Linked DNA regions of Homo sapiens: region 1 is linked to region 2. Evidence: read pairs that join two places in POLR2A ChIA-PET (ENCODE). Cell type or tissue: A673. All regions are shown on one strand. Each heading gives the region's core, and the rest is flanking DNA. Links, peaks and the distances in the headings are about the cores only. Region 1 overlaps NCKAP1L (NCK associated protein 1 like). Region 2 has its middle 14 kb from the start of PPP1R1A.

Evidence for each region. Peaks named below come from ENCODE experiments on the same cell type or tissue, not always from the same donor. Only the 100,000 strongest peaks of a DNase experiment are listed, where the experiment ranks them.
Region 1: POLR2A ChIA-PET joins it to region 2 with 9 read pairs; 3 of 35 experiments call an interaction of 5 or more read pairs at or near these places.

The regions. Positions count from the first base shown.
Region 1 is chr12:54,517,091-54,521,479 of GRCh38, forward strand. It overlaps NCKAP1L (NCK associated protein 1 like), which reads left to right. Exons shown (of 31, transcript NM_005337.5): 12 at 443-552; 13 at 716-848; 14 at 1,561-1,642; 15 at 1,824-1,882; 16 at 2,097-2,242; 17 at 3,604-3,736; 18 at 4,029-4,148. Among named protein-coding and RNA genes, the nearest start is that of NCKAP1L, 22 kb to the left of the region's middle. In A673, for the core only: no CTCF peak of the experiment used is centred there; no DNase peak of the experiment used is centred there.
Region 2 is chr12:54,600,094-54,604,482 of GRCh38, forward strand. No RefSeq gene overlaps it. Among named protein-coding and RNA genes, the nearest start is that of PPP1R1A, 14 kb to the left of the region's middle. In A673, for the core only: CTCF peaks have their summits at 1,923 (motif pointing right), 2,125 and 3,283 (motif pointing right); DNase peaks (open chromatin) are centred at 1,898, 2,748 and 3,288; H3K4me3 peaks cover 1,119 bases; H3K27ac peaks cover 3,214 bases.

The DNA.
Region 1 (4,389 bases), core at 230-4,229, 83 kb before region 2:
CATTCATTTGTATGTATATATGCGATTCCCTTGAACATTCTTGGAGTATCCCAAAACCTTTTGTATCTCTTTTTTTGGCACTATACGTAGTATGTGGTGTATTAAGATTACTTTTATACATGTCTTATCCTCTATTTGAGTGTGAATGAATTGGAGACAGAGCTTGTTTTTTTGTTTCAAACCACATAAATGCCCAGTAAATATTTCTAAAACTTTATTTGATAGGGAGAGAAGGGTACTAATTGTGAGCCAGTGTCAACATGTGTACCTGCCTGATTGTGTGTTCTGTAGTTGAGGTTTTTTGGTGAGTCTGAATGTTTATTATTCACACTGTTGTGGCTACACAATTACATCCATACCTATATTATCATGGTAGTTTACTCTGTGCTTTGAAATCCATTTTTAAAGTTGAAAATTCTAATAGTCTCTACCCCCTCCATAGGCTCTTTTTGCTTTCATGGCCCTGTCCTTCATTCGTGATGAGGTCACCTGGCTGGTTCGCCACACAGAGAATGTCACCAAGACAAAGACACCTGAGGACTATGCTGACTCGTTAGTACTTGACATGGCTAAGAACCTTGTCCTTAGATGGACTGGGGACAGGGAGGCATCAGATGACCTTAGGAGGTCTCAATTTCTGCCCTGATATCACTGTGTTTGTCTCAGTTCATATTTCTAGTCTTATTCATCTCTGTTCTCATCCTAAACTTTATAGGAGCATTGCAGAGCTACTTTTCTTGTTGGAGGGGATTAGGTCTCTGGTCCGAAGACACATCAAAGTGATACAGCAATACCACCTTCAGTACTTGGCAAGATTTGATGCTCTTGTGCTCAGTGACATCATTCAGGTATGATATTTAATTGATTATACTTTGGAAATTTCAGGATGATCCCTAGTGATTTTCCTATTGAAACCACTCTGGCTGAATCTCATGCTCTGTAAGTTGGGTGTCAAAAGGTCCAATCTAGGCTGGGCGCGGTGGCTCACGTCTGTAATCCAAGCACTTTGGGAGGCCTAGGCGGGCAGATCACGAGGTCAGGAGATCGAGACCATCCTGGCTAACATGGTGAAACCCCGTCTCTACTAAAAATGCAAAAAAAATTAGCCGGGCATGGTGGTGGGCACCTGTAGTCCCAGCTACTCAGGAGGCTGAGGCAGGAGAACGGCGTGAACCCGAGAGGCAGAGCTTGCAGTGAGCCGAGATCGCGCCACTGCACTCCAGCTTGGGCGACAGAGCGAGACTCTGTCTCAAAAAAAAAAAGGTCCAATCTGCCCCTTCATATTTGTTAAAAGAAAAAGAAAGGACTAATAATCTCAGCCGTCTTTTTTTCCCCACTAAGTGAAATTACATAGAAATAGGAGAGAAAAATAAAGAGAAACTGGATGTTAGAATGGCAGGGAACCCGGAAAGTTTCCTTCATCTCTTGCTTGGCTTTTTCTCTCTGTTTTTAACACTTAGCAATTCTTTCTACCTTCATACGCTGACTGAGCCTCATGGTCCTAGTTTCTGTCCTAGGGAACCTGTGCCCACTTGACAGTAACTGCAGCTCCTTTTTTAGAACTTGTCTGTGTGTCCAGAGGAGGAGTCCATCATCATGTCCTCATTCGTCAGTATCCTCTCCTCTCTGAATCTCAAACAAGGTAACTGGAGGGAGGTGGGGGAGGCAGGACATATGTGAGGATGAACATCTTTTATCCGGAAATATTGATCTTTGAGCCAGGAAGTAGGACAAGATGTTTTTGAAGAGGATCTACCATTCTATGTAGTTGGATATTGGTGTGCTGTTTATTGTTTCCTTTTATACTTCCGTTTTTCTTGCAGTTGATAATGGAGAAAAATTTGAATTCTCAGGATTGAGGCTGGACTGGTTCCGCCTACAGGTAATGATCTGTTCCTGTTAAAGATTCTCATCCTCAGATTCTTCCTCCCCCACAATCCCTTCTCTTTTTATCTCCTAAATTTGCTTTATGGAGTGAGTCAACTTTGAAAACTGCTAATTGGACAAGACATACTCAGGCCAAACTGTAATTCCAAGGCTGGGGGCCTTTTTCATTCATCTTATTTTTCTCCACACTTTCCCAACTCCAACCGCAGGCATACACTAGCGTGGCTAAGGCCCCTCTGCACCTGCATGAGAACCCTGACTTAGCCAAGGTGATGAACCTCATTGTCTTCCACTCCCGAATGCTGGACTCCGTAGAAAAATTGCTGGTGGAAACTTCTGATCTGTCTACTTTCTGGTATGTCTTGGTTCAGAGCTCTCTTTAAAAAGTTTTATTGTTTCCTTTTTTCATTTTTTTCTCCATTATGCCACTTACTTCAAAGAATTTTGTTTAATTTTTTTTTTTTTTTTTTTTTAAAGAGACAGATCTCACTATGTTGCCCAGGCTGGTCTTGAACTCCTGGCCTCAAGCAATCCCCCTACCTCAGCCTCCTAAGTAGCTGGGATTACAGGCGAGAGCCACCAAGCTCTGAACCAGAGCTCTTCATCAATTCATTTGCTCTCTTGCCTGGCCTCTGCGGAGGACTGTCATTCCCCTAGACAATTGGAAAGTGTTGCTGTTTTTGAGATCTCCTTAAGGTGCTCAAACTCCGCAGCTCACTTGTGTCAGCTTTTTACCAATAATCTTAAGTGATAGGAATTTGAAGTTGATTCCTTTTGTTCTGTATTCTCTTTTGTTCTTTTGTGGAAAGCCATTTGGATTTTACATAGTCTTCGCTTCTCTGGGGTAGTTAGCCCATATGTCTAGTTTCAATCTCCTCTCTTTGGAAACGTCTTCAGATTTTTTTTTTTTTTTTTTACTCTAGGAACATTGTGATTTAAAAGAAACAGGAAAAACTTTGAGTTTTAGTGGACAGGAGTGAAAATAAGTGAGAGGCCTAGAGAATAGGGACTTTGGAGAATGAGCTGAATGAGTTTGTCTTTCTTAGATAGCACTTGACGTTTTTAGGTGACCACTGTTGTACATAATTCCACCCTTTGAAGGATCAAACAAGGAGTATGTAGCTTACTCATTCATTCAACAAAACACAATGTGTTGTCTCTGCCTTCTGTAAGCAATGTAGTTGGGGAGATATAATACCTATATGTGAAAAGGACATCAACATAGTACTTGCAAATGTAAGAAAGTGTAAAAGAGTACATGAAGTTGAGAGGACATGGGTTGAGGAAAGATCAGTCTCATGGGATTAATTTGAGAAGATTTTCTGGAGCCTGAGTGTTAAATTTTGAGAAGAATGTGAATTAACACTACTGAAGGACTTCTAAATTAGGGGGAATGGCCCAAATCATGCCAAGGTTCTAAGGGAAGAATAGCAAATTTTGTGCAAGGAAAGGGAAGAAGATTATCATTAAACTTGCCTGGGGTCCTTTATAAAAGTCTGGAAGGATTAAGTTTCTTGGGTTCCGTTCTATCTTAAGGGTTACAGAAATTAAGGAGAGAGTGGTAAATATCGGTAAATGTTTTTTGAAAGAATGAATATCCTCTCCGCCTCAAAGGGACTAGCTCTTAAACTCTATTTTTCTTTTCCTTTATTTTTCACTCACCACTTTACTAATAAGGACTAAATCTTGATTTAAAGTCTTCCCGTTTCTCTGCAGCTTTCATCTTCGTATCTTTGAGAAGATGTTTGCCATGACCTTGGAGGAATCTGCCATGTTGCGTTATGCCATTGCTTTCCCCCTGATTTGTGCTCACTTTGTCCACTGCACTCATGAGATGTGCCCAGAGGAGGTAGGTATCCTGATCTCCAGACCCTGTCATCTTTCTAGTCATCATCCTTATCACCCAAAACACAATTCCAAGGGTTGATTTTGGTCCCAGAAAGGGTATAAACATAGATGTATGATATGAGTCCCTAAATATCTCAGCTTGATGTATCCTGTCTCTGGGCCTCAGTTTCTTCTTCTGTAGGAATGGGTAGGAATCTTCTGTAAGATTCAGGCAAGGGATGAGAGCAGTATTGTGAGGAAGAAGTGGCCGTGCTGGTGATGACAGTCTCTTCTTTGGTCCCTCTTTCCCATAGTACCCCCACCTCAAGAACCATGGTCTTCACCACTGCAACTCCTTCCTGGAAGAGTTGGCCAAGCAGACCAGCAATTGCGTCCTGGAGATCTGTGCTGAGCAGCGAAACCTGAGCGAGCAGGTAGACTCAGCCCTCTCTGTTTCACTCTCCCCTCTGCCAGCGCTCAGTGCCTTCCCCTCTATCTAACTTTGTTTCCCTCTCAGATGCCAAGCTCAGTAACTCTTTCTCTGAAGTAGGGCTAGGGCCTTTCTGTACTTGAGTTTATGGCAGAATTCTTTTCTTAGTGTAGTCCCTTCAGTCTTTCCTCCCTTAGGACTGGATAGAAGTGTCTAAAAATACTCTTATTTGAACAGCTGCACTC
Region 2 (4,389 bases), core at 91-4,090:
GGAGGTCTGGATCAGGTCAAAGAATTGTTACAACTGGACTTCTACTGTAATGGAGATGGAAGGGCAGGAAATTGTGGCCAGACGTGGGATTCTTGAATTTAGGATTTTGGAAGTGGCTGTGGTGGCGCGTAGGCTGAGGTACAAAGGTTAAGAACTGAGAAGTCAGAGTGTTGGGGGGTCATCGGCATGAACACTGACAGTCCTCAAAAAAGGACAGGAGCAAGTGGGAAGAGGAAGACCAGGTGCTGAGGTTAGGGGCTCCCTGTAAGGGAGAGGGGTTGGTAGGAGGGCGCAGCATGTATTCTGAGCTTCAAAGAAGGGGAGATTTTGGAGTAGAACGGAAGAGGAATGGTTTAGAAGTGGCAGTGGAGAACAAGGAGGAAAATCCTTCTTCCCACCTTCGGATTCTGAGGCGGTTGGTGGCTAAAGGAGAAAGCAGTTTCCACTTGAGAGTGAAATAGAGGTTGTCAGAGTCTCAGAAAATCTGAAATTATTATTATTATTATTTTTTAAAGGACAGGTTCTTACTCTCTCACCCAGGCTGGAGTACAGTGGCATGATTGTAGCTCACTGCAGCCTTGAACTCCTGGGCTTAAGTGATCCTCCCACCTCAGCCTCTGAAGTAGCTGGGGCTACAGGCACGTGCCACCATGCCCAGCTAATTGTTTTTATTTTAGAGACAGGGTCTTGCTATGTTGCCTAGTCTGGTCTTGAAAACCTAGCCTCAAGCGTTCCTCCCACCTTGGCCTCCCAAAGCTCTAGAATTACAGGCATGAGCCACCACACCTGGCCTTAAAATGTTATTTTAGATTAGGCAATATCAGTTGAAAGATGGGAGAAGAAAGAAGAAAAAACGGGTATCAGTTGAAAGTTGGGAGAAGAAAGAAAAAAAAGGGAGATTAAGCAATAGAGAGAAAATTCAAAACAAGACATTGGGAATACCAAGGAATTTACTGACCACTGATCAGGAGTTCTAGAGGGCATAGTAAAAGGGTTTGGCAGAGAGAGACTGGGCAGAGAGAATTGGGCTAGATTTGGGGCTGACAGAGCCAAACAGGGTAGGGGTTCTGGATGACAAATATATCTGAAAGCTTTGGCTTGGTCCTGGAAGTGACTGTGGTCAACAGAGAGACAGAACCCAAGGATCTTGGTTGCCCACCTTTCTACAAGAGGAATCAGGACAAGGAATAGACCTTGGTGCCTACCTGAATGGTTTCAAGGCCTTTGGTGACTGATTCCTATGGCTTAAGGGGGGATGTGAGTGGTGGCTAATCCCATGGGAGATGTGTGGGAGCAGAATAACTAATGGCCCCACAAAGAGGTCCACGTCGGAAATCACAGAACCTGTAAGTGTGTTGGGTTACACTGGCAACAGAGAATTAAGGTTGCAGATTGAACTGAGGTTGCTAATCAGCTGGTCTTAAAATAGGGAAATTCTCCTAGATTATCTGGGTGGGCCTGGTATAATCTCAAGCATCCCTAAATGTGGACAAAGGATTCCAAAGAGATAACTAGACTGATGGCAGGGTGAGAAGCCTTGGCCGGATGGGGCTGGCTTTGAAAATGGAGGAATGGGGCCATGGGCCAAAGACTGTGGACAGCCTTTAGAAGCTGGAAAGGGCAAGGAAATGAATTCTCCCCTAGAGACTCCAGAAAGGAACGCAGCCCTGCCTGCTGACATGCCTTGATTTTAGCCCAGTGAGACCCATCTGGAACTCCTGAACTACAGAACTGTAAAATAATTAATTTGTGTTGTTTTAAGCTGGTAAATTTGTGGTAATTTGTAATTAGAAAACTAATACAAGATGAAAGGCTCTCTTCTGGGTGACTGCTCCTTCCCACAGGGTGAGATGCTATGACAGCTGGTGAGACAGAACATTTATTACACCACGTTTCACCAGGGGGCGGAGTTAATGCATCAACAGGAATGTTCCTCAACAGCTTTGCCTCTTTCCCTCCTGCCCTCTCTCATGAGGGTGCACACTTGGACAGGACTTCACCTTCCCACCTCTTCCCTGGGGGATGCATGCTGTTTCTCTCACCGTTTAGTGGCTCAGGCAGGACAGAGAGAAGGCCCCTTTTGGGCTTGTGTCTCGATAGCATTCTCCAGCTCAGCCTTGCCAGAGAGGTCAGAGTGCTGTGGGTTCCCCGGCACTTGTCTGGCTGTTAATACAATCGATGTTTTGGTTTCCTTTTTGCTCCTTGTTCTCTGGACACCTTCTCCATTGGCCAGACTCAGAGGGGCAGAGGGATGACGTGCTGGTGGCCCTCCCTGGAGCTGTGATGGTGAAGTCAAAGACTGGCCTTGGGGGACCCAAATACAGTGGATTTTAACAGCAAACACTCTAAAGGTAACTCTGACCTGCAGCTGCGTGGGTGCAGCTGAGGCTGGAATGAAATTATCCCAATTCCACTTGGGTACAGAGCATAAGGCTGTGAAATTTTGGCTTCAGATGATGTGTGTTAATATTTAGTAGGTGATGCTAGGTTGGCTGTCCAACTGATTGTCTAGTTTGGTTTCTTTTATGTTGTTGTTCACTTTTTTCCTAGTTTTCATTTAACACGTTTCTCTTGTTCTTTTTTCTCACCCACAGATGCAGGTCCCAATGTGTGCTTTGTTTTGAACTGCATTTAGGGTGGCAGGAAGACTCAGGAGGGATTTTGTTTATGGCCTGATCACAGGCTCCTGGGATTATTTCCTACCACGTAGTCTCAAAGTGGCTTGGGGTTGTACATTTATGAAGCTCCAGCCAGGGTTTCAGATTTCAGAGTCCCACTGTGGGATTAACCACAGAGGTGTGGTCGACTTCATACAGATAAAAATAATGGGATCCTTTATGTGGAGGAAATGTCACTGGGTGAAAGTGAAGAAAAACTCCATGGAATTACTATAAACTTGAAGAGTATGGGAGAAATGAACAAGTCCTGTACCTGGAAAACTCTTTAGAAATCATATTTTCCTAAGAATCAGGGAAACGTGGGGTTCATATAAGGTACAAGTCTTGGTCTTATAGTGAGACAAGTCAGACAGAAAGGGAAAAGAAAAAAGAGGGCAGTTCTGTTGATTGAGTTGGGAGAAAAGATGAGATTTTCTCAGGAGAAAGTTTGAGTTCATAGAGCCCATGCTTGAGATACATTAAAAGAGAAGGGAAATGGCTCTATGCCTAGATAGTTTTAAGGATGGAACTAGAAGAGAGCAGAATATTTATTTATTTCTAGATCACGGAGGGTGAATGGGGCCTGGAGAGATTTAACAACGATGCAAAACAGTTTGAGGCCGCTAGAGGGAGCGTTGACCCAGTCACTTGCACAGAGTGAGGGAAGACGAACAGGAAGTTTAGTGGTGAAACATTATTAGGTAAGTTTCAAAGGAATGCAGGTTTTTTTTTTTTTTAATGGGGGTTTGGGGGCTGTTATTGCCCATGTCCTGAGGAAGCATGCCACAGAATTACTGAGAAGATGAAATACACTCTAAAGGGAATTCATGCGTGAAATAAATAGATCTAGTCACGTCTGAGATTCTATGTTTTCTAAAAATTTTTAATTTTTTAATTGACAAATCATAGTTGTATACATTTAAGGGGTACAATGTGATGTTTCGATATATGTATACATTGTGGTATGATTGAATCAAGCTTAAACTTCTAAATATCATAAGATGATAGAAATATCCTAAGCCCCCACTTTGAAAGAAGAGGCTGTATACATGACCCCACCCTCTGAAGGCAAACTTAATGCCAACATTAGTCACTCCACGAGAGATTTCTCCCACTTGTGAAGTCAAGGCTTTCTCTCTTCTTGCAGATACCACTTAGTTTCTGCCACAGTATGATGCTGGCATTAGCCATGGGATTCCTGCACAGCTCAAGTGCCCCATGTGTCTTTTGAGCCTTGAGGAGGAGACTGACATGGAGATGCCTTGCCATCCCCTCTTCCAACGCAACTGAACCTTCCCTGGTTAAGCAAGACAAATTCCTCCCGCTATGCTGCCGTGAGCTGCTCACTGATAATGACATGTAGGAGGAACACAGATGAGATGAGGCCCACAAGCAGCAGCAGAAGTGTGGCTGGAGAACCTGCATGGAGCCAGGTATACCTGAGGCACTGCGGCTGAGCGCTGGCCCTCCATGACATCTCTCTCTGCACCTTGAACCTGTGTAGAAGGTTTTTTTCTTCCACCTTCTACCCCTGCAAAACAAACAAACAAACAAACAAACAAACAAAACAACCCTTAAAAGCCCCACAAAAAACCATGCACTAGGGCCTGGGCACATAATTGCTCTGGGGCCTGAGAATGTGCTTGTGTTTCTGAGTTTGGTTGGTGCAGAGCTGGTGCATGGTATTTCGTGTATCCTAGTTACTCTAACTTTGAAAAGGAGGGACCCATGA